2 separate regions of the Homo sapiens genome follow, and region 1 is linked to region 2. Evidence: read pairs that join two places in POLR2A ChIA-PET (ENCODE). Cell type or tissue: PC-9. All regions are shown on one strand. Each heading gives the region's core, and the rest is flanking DNA. Links, peaks and the distances in the headings are about the cores only.

Region 1 (5,378 bases), core at 193-5,192, 65 kb after region 2:
CAGAATTTAATAGATAAAGTTAAAAGTCTAAAAACAGCCAGGCACAGTGGTTCACACCTGTAATCCCAGCACTTTGGGAGGCTGAGGCGGGCACATCACTTGAGGCCAGGAGTCCAGCCTGGGCAACATGGCAAAACCCCGTCTCTACAAAAAATTAGTCAAAAAAAAAAAAAGACTAAAATCACTTTATTGGAGGAAGGGGGATTTTCCTTAGTATTGTAATGAAGAGCTGTTACAGTTCAATAATTAAAAGGCAAAGACTGCAATAGAAAAATCAGCAAAGGACATGAACGAACAAATCATAAAAGAAGATCTCTGTAGCAATCAAAGAAATACTTTATTGTTAAACAGAATCTGCCTAAAATGTGGGTTTAGAGCTCTCTTCTAAGATAACCCAGACTAGACTTCATAGTCTAGGGTGAAGCTTTATGGGCCCTTTTTCTTGTCCTAATCCCAAACCCGAATCTTCTCATTTTAACACCCCTGGCTGGGGGTGAAGACACAAGAAAGCCAAGTGCACTTGGAAGAATTGTTTGGCATTCCCTGGGCCTCACAAGCAAACATCAGCAGCCGACAAGGCAGGGTGCAGAGGGCCGCCTCATGGAGCCTATGGCCCTGGATGTTCTCCGGTGACAAGTCAAGCCTATCTAGCTTTGTGCAGAGTGCCTGCAGCAGTGCTACTCAAAGTGTGGTCTGTGGGCTGATGGCACGGACATCCCCAAGGAGGTTATAGAAATGCAGGACCTTGGGCCCCCTCCCCAGGTGTCCAGAACAAGATCTGCCTCTCAGGGGCTTCAGAAGTGCGGCCCTAGGGCACCTGGCTTGGGCTTTGACCATCACAGGTGCACAGCAATCACGCATCTGCCCATTGAACAAAAGAGTGGACAGGATGGTCTCTGAGGTCCCTTTCAAAATAAATCATGAGACTTAATGAAAGCTGTCAGGATTCAGCTGAGTAAACTATAGTCATGCGTTGTTTAATGACAGGGATACGTTCTGAGAAATGCATTGTTAGGAGACTTCATTGTTGTTTGAACATCATAGAGTGCACTTACACAAACCTAGATGGGATAAGCCCACTGCACACCTAGGCTACATGGCATAGCCTATTGCTCCTAGGCTTCAAACCTGTATGACATGCTCCTGTACTGAATACTGTAGGCAGCTGTAACACAATAGTATTTGTGTATCAAAGCATATCTAAACATAGAAAAGGTACAGTAAAAAGACAGTATAGGGCCGGGCACAGTGGCTCACGCCTGTAATCCCAGCACTTTGGGAGGCCGAGGCCGGGGGCGGGGGGCGCGGATCACCTGAGGGCAGGAATTCGAGACCAGCCTGGCTAATGTGGTGAAACCCCATCTCTACTAAAAATGCAAAAATTAGCTGGGCGTGGTTGTGGGCACCTGTAATCCCAGCTACTCGGGAGGCTGAGGTAGGAGAATTGCTTGAACCTAGGAGACAGAGGTTGCAGTGAGCCGAGATCACGCCACTGCTCTCAGCCTGGGCAACAGAGCGAGACTCTGTCTCAAAAAAAAAAAAAAAAAAGACCGTATAATAATCTTATGGGATCACCATTGTACATGCAGTCTGTCACTGACCGAAATGTCATTATGCAGCACTTGACTGTATCACCATTTTACAAAGGCCTTTAAGTAAGATTAACAAATTAATAACAGTGATTTGGTTCTGATATTTTTGACCGTGAATTTAGAGTTTCTTATTAGTATCATGTCACTGGGCTTTTTTATATGCCCAGGAGGCACCAACAAGGCGTAAAGCCTTTTCTCATTCGTCCCTTCTAGTCCACCTCTTACAAAACAGAAAGCATTGGGATGTAAAATCAAATGAGTAGAAATGAGAACGGAGCTGCAAAGGCTGGAGGAAAGGGTGCCGCCGTGTAGGGGTGTCGCTCTTTTCCCTGCCTTTCCACAGAGAGCAGAGCCCAGAAGCATTCACCTTGTACATTCGGGCATATGTGCAGAGGAGGGGCGGATGAAGAGGGAAAGAAAAGACTAGAAAGAGGAAAGAAGGGGCCAAGAATCAAGGACCCCTGTGCCAACACAGGGGGACATGCCAAATCTGGCCACCAAAGTCCTTTTGAGGCAACTGCATGCATCATCGTCATCATCGTCATCACCGTCATCACCGTCGTCACTGTAACTCTACTTGCTGTCTGCCAACCACTTTACTGAGCAGACCATCCTAGTAGCAACCCACCTTCTAGCTTCAAGGCTGTCCATAGACCTTAGGCTGCCAGGAAACCAGTTATAAGCAGGGAGACAAAAGGGATCCAGAGGATGGAGAGGCATTCTGAGTTCCGCTAATGAGTGAGGTGAGTCACGGGCTGACTCAGACGAACAAGAAGCCTGTGAGAGGGGAGGTGGTGGGGGCCAGACTTCAGAGGAGCCCTGCTGAAACGTTCAAATGGGAGCTAGGAGGCCAGGGACATAGTGTTATTCAGAGAACTGCCTGCAGCTCTGGCGTTGGAGGGAGGAGCGGGTCATGAAAACAGGGAGAAAATTGCATTTGAAGCCAGAAGCTGAGTTGTGAATCTGTAGCCTTCTCTACTTTGAGAAATATGCAGTATTCTCTAGTGACACCCACCTGCTCTTCGGCAAATTCCCGAAAACTAACTCAATAGGCATTAATGGTCATCAGGTCCCTGGGGAGTAGAGGGAAATCGGGTACCACTCGATTTTTTTAATCTCAATTAGAAAAATGGGCCTCTTTTGACTTTCTTTAGTGTTTTACATTTGGAGAATCTTGTGATCCAACCATATTTTTTGTTTGTTTGTTTTTTTGAGACAGGGTTTTGCTCTGTCACCCAGGCTGGAGTACAGCGGTGCAGCTCGGCTCACTTCAACCTCTGCCTCCTGGTTCAAGCGATTCTCCTGCCTCAGCCTCCTGAGTAGCTGGGATTACAGGAACGTGCCACCATGCCCAGCTAATTTTTTGTATTTTTAGTAGAGACGGGGTTTCACCATGTTGGCCAGGCTGGTCTTGAACTCCTGATTTCAGGTGATCCACCCACCTTGGCCTCCCAAAGTGCTGGGATTACAGACGTGAGCTACCTCGCAGGGCCTGACATAATTTTTAAAAAATTTAAATATATGACTAAAGCGTCTTCTTTCCTGTTAATGGATAGAAGCATGGCCAATAGCAGTTAGCCGTGGTCATCTTAGCCTTGGCCAGCTAATTTTCCATTACCAGCAGATTTGCTGTATTTAATCTTAGGTGTTTTGTAACATTATTAACCTCAGTGTCTGATAATTGCAAAAACAATTCAGAATGCTCAATGTGCTATTGAGAATAGGTTTAGGATTATGATGAAAATAAAACAGATTAACAGATTGAATGTGGTAAGAAAAATCATGTGTTGCAAGCGGGTAACACATGAGGTTTTGAGTTTGCAGAGTCCAGGTTCACACATTATTACAAAGGCCGGTAACAGCATTGTTCTATACGGACTGCGGAAATGACATGATTGTCTCCCGACATACTGTATCTAGGCCCCCTGAAGAGCAGGTATTTGTGACATGGCTAGACATAGGTGTAGAGTATTTGAGTGGCACAATTTTTCTTCAAGTAACTGACACAGAAATCAAACCCCCAGACTCCGCCAATTCAGACAACGTAAACCAACTGAACTATCTAAAAATAATTTTGGTTGATTACGTATTTATATGTAATTTGATGACTATTGTCTCAAATGTACTTCACTAGGACGGTACCATGGCTGTGGAAAAGTTTGGCCATCTGTGAACTTTCCTTTTTTTTTTCTGTTTAATTTTTAATGACCAAAACGAAGCATCTAAAACCGCAGCTTCTGGAAGAACCGCTTGTTCTTGCCTGTCTTGTATCTCTCTTCAAACTTGACCTTGGCCTCTCATCGGGCCTTGTGTTTAAGAGTAGGGTCTCTGAAGACATCCTTATTGATGACAGTTTTGTCCAAGGGGATATCCACAGAGTACCTTGTGGGCATTAGCTGATTGTGGTTATAAACTTTCACAAAAGACTTGATCTTTGACCTCTTAGAGATCTTCTTCTTGCCCATGGCAGCTGTCACTTTGTGGGGACAGCGGTCAATTCCAGCCACCAGAGCATGGCTGTAGGGGCGATCTAAGGTACCATCATCAATGTTCTTCACGATGATGGCTTTGCATCCAGAATAGCATCCAGCCAGAACAAGCACCACCGTCCCAGGTTTCATGAACTTGCCCATTTCAGCAGCAACCCCTCGGGCCTATAGCAAAAAGGAACTTTCCTTTTTCTTTTTAAGAGACAGGGTCACACTCTGTCACCCAGCCTGGAGGGCAGTGGCGCAATCACAGCTCACTTTAGTCTCAAACTCCTGGGCTCAAGGGATCCTCACACGTCAGCCTCCTGAGTAGCCGGGACTACAGGCATGCCCCACCATAACCAGCTAATTTTTAAAATTTTTTGTAGAGATGGAGTCTTGCTATGTGCCCAAGTTGGTCTCAAATGCCTGGCCTCAAGTGATCCTCCTGCTTTAGCCTCCCAAATTGCTGGGATTACAGGCGTGAGCCACCATACCTAGCCAGCTGTGAACTTTCACGGAGATGGAAAATACTTTCCTCCAAAAGTAAAAGTGTTTCAACTTCGCCTGCCCTCAACAGATGACAATAGCCGTTGGCCGTGGTCATCTTAGCCTTGGCCAGCTAATTTTCCATTACCAGCAGATTTGCTGTATTTAATCTTAGGTGTTTTGCAACATTATTAACCTCAGTGTCTGATAATTGCAAAAACAATTCAGAATGCTCAATGTGCTATTGAGAATAGGTTTAGGATTATGATGAAAATAAAACAGATTAACAGATTGAATGTGGTAAGAAAAATCATGTGTTGCAAGCGGGTAAGAGATGGATCCTTAGTCAACAGGGTGATTCGGAAAGACAAAAAGGTTCAAAATGTGAAAAATGCTGGCGGGGTCTATGCAATGAACAGCAATTAGCAGAAAATGAGGGAAAGTAATCAAAGAAATGGAAACAATACTGAGTATGTGATTAGAGAGCTAGCATCAACTTTGACTGCCTATCATCCAAGCATTAATTCAGATGAAAGCTAAAATTGTGTTCAAGTACTTAAAAGCTAGGTGTTGTGACAGTGCTAAGGAGTTTTTGTTTTTGTTTTGCTTTGTTTTGTTTAGACAAGATCTCACCCAGGCTGGAATGCAGTGATGCCATCAGCTTCCTTAGCAACTGGGACCACATGTGCAGGCCACCACACCTGGCTACTTTTTAAAAATTTTTGTAGCGACAAGTTCTCACTATGTTGGCCAGGATGGCCTTGAATTCCTGGGCTCAAATAATTCTCCCACCTTGGCCTCCCAAAGTGCTGGAATTACAGGCGTGAGC
Region 2 (5,378 bases), core at 255-5,254:
CTAAAATTAAGTATTTTCCAAAAGGAACCTCTGGAAGTCCAAGAGAGGAATATTAGGCATATTTAGCATGTTAAAATCATATGGAAAGCATTGTCAAAGAAATAATGGTGTTTAACTTTCTTTGAGTTATATTAGGATGAATGTGTTTTGTATGAGATTCCTAAAATTTTAATGTGTCTTGGTATATGTTATCAGTCATAATTATGATTATTATGTTAAACTGTTGTAAACCACAGGAATAACCAAATTTCCTTGTCAATTGCATCTTTAACCATGGCTATTCTAAGTCTTTTGCTATCTAAAACAATTAGTTTTATTTCTCTTCTCATAAAGCAGTTACAATTGTCTATAATTCAAAATTTGCTTTTTCTTCAAGGAAATTCATAGAATAGGACCCTGACAAGTACTCTTGAATACAGGTTTCTGATAACTTTGGAGATCATATCATTGGACTAAGTAACAACTTTCAGGTATGTAATAAACTGATGTGTTCCTTAGATTGCTAACTCAACATCAAGCAGAACACGAATTAATTACATGTGACTGAACTGACAGAAGACTGAAAAGATTTGCTGACTTTTTATTTAAAACATTGCTGGTTTTTTTTTTTATTTTGTCTTCCAGAGTCAAGAAAACTTTTTTTCCTTGAGCTATTTATTTATACTTTATAACAATTGGGTAAAAATACCTTTGTGAACAACATTGAAACATCTGCCTTTCTCTCTACCTGATTACTCCAAAATTTGGAAACTATTCATGAGTACTCTTATTTTATGGCAATCTAGTTATTTGCATACATTTAATAAGAATCTTTTTTCTGTAACAGGATATAATTGGAGACACTTGTTATTTTACTAAGGATTTGACTGGAATGACATATTTTCAGATATGACCAGACTGCTTTGAAGAATGGAGGTTGACTCTATAGAGGCAATTAGAAAGCCTCTTGGAAAGACTGGCCTGGTCCCTTGTCTACGTAGTTCCCTTTCAAGATTTCTGTCCTGTGTTAAGTAAAGAATGTCACTTTCTGACAGGCCTGGGAACCTCAAAATATTTCCGCTGTGTATCTCTCATTGTTTTATTTCTTCTGAGAAAACTAAATTCATGGTACACTGAAGAGGTGATTCCACAAGTGATGGCAGCTATAAATCAATGACTGGTAGGACTACCTGGGCATGAGCCTTTCTGGCAATGAGGGATACCTTGACACTCAGATTTTGATCATCAGTGCTTTCAAAAGGAAAGATTTTTGATCAAAAGGAAGAAATGAGAAAAAGAACTTTTATCTGAAGAATGCAAGTCCTTTCCAATTATCAGATCCAGAGAGGTATTAAAATGAGACGGCAATCCTGTCCTACACACACCCCCTTTTGAGGCATGTACTCATCTTTTTATACTGCTTACTATTGCCACAAGTAGCTGAAAATTAGCCTACTGGTGCTGCACCAGACATTATAACCCATATCCTATAGCTTAATAATGGATAGCCAATCAACAGCTTATGTTATGTTAATGTAAATTATTGGTAAATAACTCAGGAACTGCCTCTTCTTTCCTTTTAAAAACCCACTTGTGGGCCGGGCGTGGTGGCTCACGCCTGTAATCCCAGCATTTTGGGAGGCCAAGGTGGGCGGATCACAAGGTGAGGAGATCAAGACCATCCTGGATAACACAGTGAAACCCTGTCTCTACTAAAAATACAAAAAATTAGCCGGGCGTGGTGGCGGGCACCTGTAGTCCCAGCTACTCGGGAGGCTGAGGCAGGAGAAAGGCGTGAACCCAGGAAGCAGAGCTTGCAGTGAGCTGACATGGCACCACTGCACTCCAGCCCGGGCAACAGTGCGAGGCCCTGTCTCAAAAAAAAAAAAAAAAAAAAAATCCACTTGTGGCTGAGTGTGGTGGTTCACACCTGTAATCCCAGCACTTTGGGAGGCTGAGGTGGGTGGATCACCTGATGTCAGGAGTTCGAGACCAGCTTAACCAATGTGGCGAAACCCTGTCTCTACTAAAAATACAACAATTAGCCAGCTGTGATGGTGGGTGCCTGTAATCCCAGCTACTTGGGAGTCTGAGGCAGACTCAAGACTTCAAGAATGTCTTGAACCCAGGAGGCGGAGGTTGCAGTGAGCCAAGATCACACCATTGCACTCCAGCATGGGTGACAAGAGTGAAACTGCCTCCAAAAAAAAAAATCCACTTGTAACTGCTGCTACTCAGAATGTATATTCACGGCAACTAGAATCTATGTTACTAAGTTGCAATCCTCAAGCTTGTCCCAAATAAACTCTCTACTTATATTAATTTTGCCTCAGCTTCTTCCTTTTAGGTCAACAATGGTAAGATAAAATAGAAGACAAGAGAAATTTCAAAATCTGCAGGAGGCTCCTAGTAGTTAGACCCTCAGAACTCCTCGGTACATCTTAACTCTCCTTTGTCTACAGGACATGATTTTAAGTGATGGGGTTTATTGTAAGATACACAGGGAAAGCCTGGAAATTATAATCTGTCTAGTTCCCTTGCAATTCGAAGATTGAGACATATTGAACCTTATAGAAAACTGGACAATGGATCATCATTTTTTTAGGCATAACAGCAGCTATGGTGACACACCAGCTCTAGTGACCCAGTTGTCTTATCATCCCCCACAAGCTACCATCTTTACAGAGAGTAAAATCTGTATTCGTCCATTCTCACATTGCTATAAGGAACTACCTAGGTTGGGCATGGTGGCTCACGCCTGTAATCCCAGCACTTTGGGAGGCCAAGGTGGGTGGATCACCTGAGGTTGGGAGTTGGCAGCCAGCTTGACTAACATGGAGAAACCCTGTCTCTACTAAAAATACAAAATTAGCCAGGCGTGGTGGCACATGCCTATAATCCCAGCTACTCAGGAGGCTGAGGCAGGAGAATCACTTGAACCTGGGAGATGGACGTTGCGGTGAGCTGAGATCATGCCATTGCACTACAGCCTGGGCAAAAGGAGTGAAACTCTGTCTCAAAAAAAAAAAAGAAAAAACAAAACAAAAAAAACCTACCTGAGGCCAGGCGCGGTAGCCCATGCCTGTAATCCCAGCACTTTGGGAGGCCAAGGCAGGTGGATCACCTGAGGTCAGGATTCAAGACCAGCCTGACCAACATGGTGAAACCCTGTCTCTACCAAAAATACAGAAATTAGCTGGGCGTAGTGATGCATGCCTGTAATCCCAGCCACTTGGGAGGCTGAGAGAGGAGAATCACTTGAACCTGGGAGGTGGAGGTTGCAGTGAGCCAAAATCATGCCATTGCATTCCAGCCTGGCTGACAGAGCAAGATACCATCTCAAAAAAAAAAAAAAAAAACTACGTGAGACTGGGTAATTTAAGAAGAAAAGAGGTGTAATTGACTCACAGTTCCATATGGCTGGGGAGGCCTCAGAAAACTTACAATCATGATAGAAGGCAAAGGAGAAGCAAGTACCTTTTTCACAAGGCAGGAGGAGAGAGAGATCCAGTGAGGGAAGTCTCAAACACTTAAACCATCAGATCTCATGAGAATTCACTCACATCATGAGAAGAGCATGGGGGAAATCTGCCCCTATGATCCATTCACCTCCCAGCAGGTCCCTCCCTTGACTCATGGGGATTACAACTTGAGAAAAGATTTGGGTGGGGGCACAGGGCCAAACCATATCATTCTGCCCCTGGCCCCTCCCCAATTTCATGTCCTTTTCAGATTGCAAAATACAATTATTCCTCCTCAACAGCCACCGAAAGTCCTATTCCAGCATTAACTCAAAAGGTCACAGTCCAAAGTCTCTTCTGAGACAAGGTAAGTCCCTTCTGCCTAGGAGCCTGTAAAATAAAAAAACAAGTTAGTTACTTCCAAGATACAATAGGGGTTCAGGTATTGGGTAAATGCTTCCATTCCAAATGGAGAAACTGGCCAAAACAGAGGGGTTACAGGCCCCACTGCCAGTCTGAAACTTGGCAGTCATTAAATCTTCAAGCTCCAAAATAATCTCCTTTGACTCCATGTCTCACATCCAGAGCATGCTGATGCAAGAGGTAGGCTCCCAAGGCCTTAGGTAACTCCGCTCCTGTGACTCTGCGGGGTACAGCCCCTGCAGCTGCTTTCATGGGCTGCCCTTGAGTTCCTGCAGCTTTTCCAGGTGCACAGTACAACCTCTTGGTGGATCTGCCATTCTGGGGCCTGGAGGATGGTTGTCCTCTTCTCACAGGTCCACTAGGCAGTGCCCCAGTGGGGACTCCATGTGGGAGCTCGCATTCCACATTTCCCCTCTGCACTGCCCTAGTAGAGGTTTTCCATGAGGGCACTACCCCTGCAGCAGACTTCTGCCTGGATATCCAGGTGTTTCCACACATCCTCTGAAATCTAGGCGGAGGATTCTCAAACTTTAACTGTTGCCTTCTGCACACCTACAGGCCCAATACCACATAGAAGCCACCAAGATATGGGGCAGCACACTCTGGAGCAACAGCCCAAGCTGTACCTTGGCCCCTTTTAGCCACAACTGGAGCTGTAGTTGTGGCTAAAATGGGCATGGCATCCTGCATCCCCCAACTGTGGCTGGGATGCAGGGTGCCATGTCCCAAGCCTGCAGAGTAGTGGGGCCCTGGTACCAGCCCATGAAACCATTTTTCCCTCCTAGGCCTCTGGGCCTGTGATGGGAGGGGCTGCCATGAAGGTCTCTGAATTGCCCTGGAGACATTTTCTGCATTGTCTTGGCAATTAACATTTGGTTCTTCTTTACTTACCCAATTTTTGCAGCTGGCAGCTTGAATTTCTCCCCAGGAGATGAGTTTTTCTATTCTTCCACATGGTCAGGCTGCAAATTTTCCAAACTTTTATGCTCTGCTTTCCTTTTAAACATAAGTTGCAATTTCAGATCATCTCTTTGTGAATGCATATGACTGTAAACTTTCATAAACAGTCAGATCACATCTTCAGTGCTTTGCTGCTTAGAAATTTCTTCTGCTAGATACCTTAAATAATCTTTCTCAGGTTTATAGCTTCACAGCTCTCTAGGGCAGGGGCAAAATGCCACCAGTCTGTTTGCTAAAGCATAGCAAGAGTGACTTTTGCTCCAGTTCCCAGTGAGTTCCTTATCTCTATCTGAGACCACCTCAGCCTGGACTTCATGGTCCATATCACTATCAGCATTTTGGTCAAAACCATTCAACAAGTCTCTCAGAAGTTCCAAATTTTCCCACATCTTCCTGTATTCTTCTGAGCCGTCCAAACCGTTCCAACCTTTGCCCATAATCCAGTTCCAAAGTCACTTCCACATTTTTAGGTATCTTTATAGCAGTGCCCCACTCCTGGTACCAATTATCTGTATTACTCCATTCTCACACTGCTATAAAGAACTACCTGAGACT

What was found. ChIA-PET counts read pairs that join two places held together with the same protein. Peaks named below come from ENCODE experiments on the same cell type or tissue, not always from the same donor. Only the 100,000 strongest peaks of a DNase experiment are listed, where the experiment ranks them.
Region 1: POLR2A ChIA-PET joins it to region 2 with 6 read pairs; 5 of 35 experiments call an interaction of 5 or more read pairs at or near these places.

What each region holds. Positions count from the first base shown.
Region 1 is chr7:131,241,439-131,246,816 of GRCh38, reverse strand. It overlaps a transcript of MKLN1 not described here and the pseudogene RPL27P11. Among named protein-coding and RNA genes, the nearest start is that of MKLN1-AS, 84 kb to the left of the region's middle. RefSeq lists enhancers at 194-785, 1,970-2,563. In PC-9, for the core only: no CTCF peak of the experiment used is centred there; a DNase peak (open chromatin) is centred at 2,336.
Region 2 is chr7:131,306,222-131,311,599 of GRCh38, reverse strand. MKLN1-AS (MKLN1 antisense RNA) reads left to right here. Exons shown (of 6, transcript NR_125364.1): 5 at 377-470; 6 at 827-1,856. It also overlaps a transcript of MKLN1 not described here. Among named protein-coding and RNA genes, the nearest start is that of MKLN1-AS, 19 kb to the left of the region's middle. In PC-9, for the core only: no CTCF peak of the experiment used is centred there; no DNase peak of the experiment used is centred there.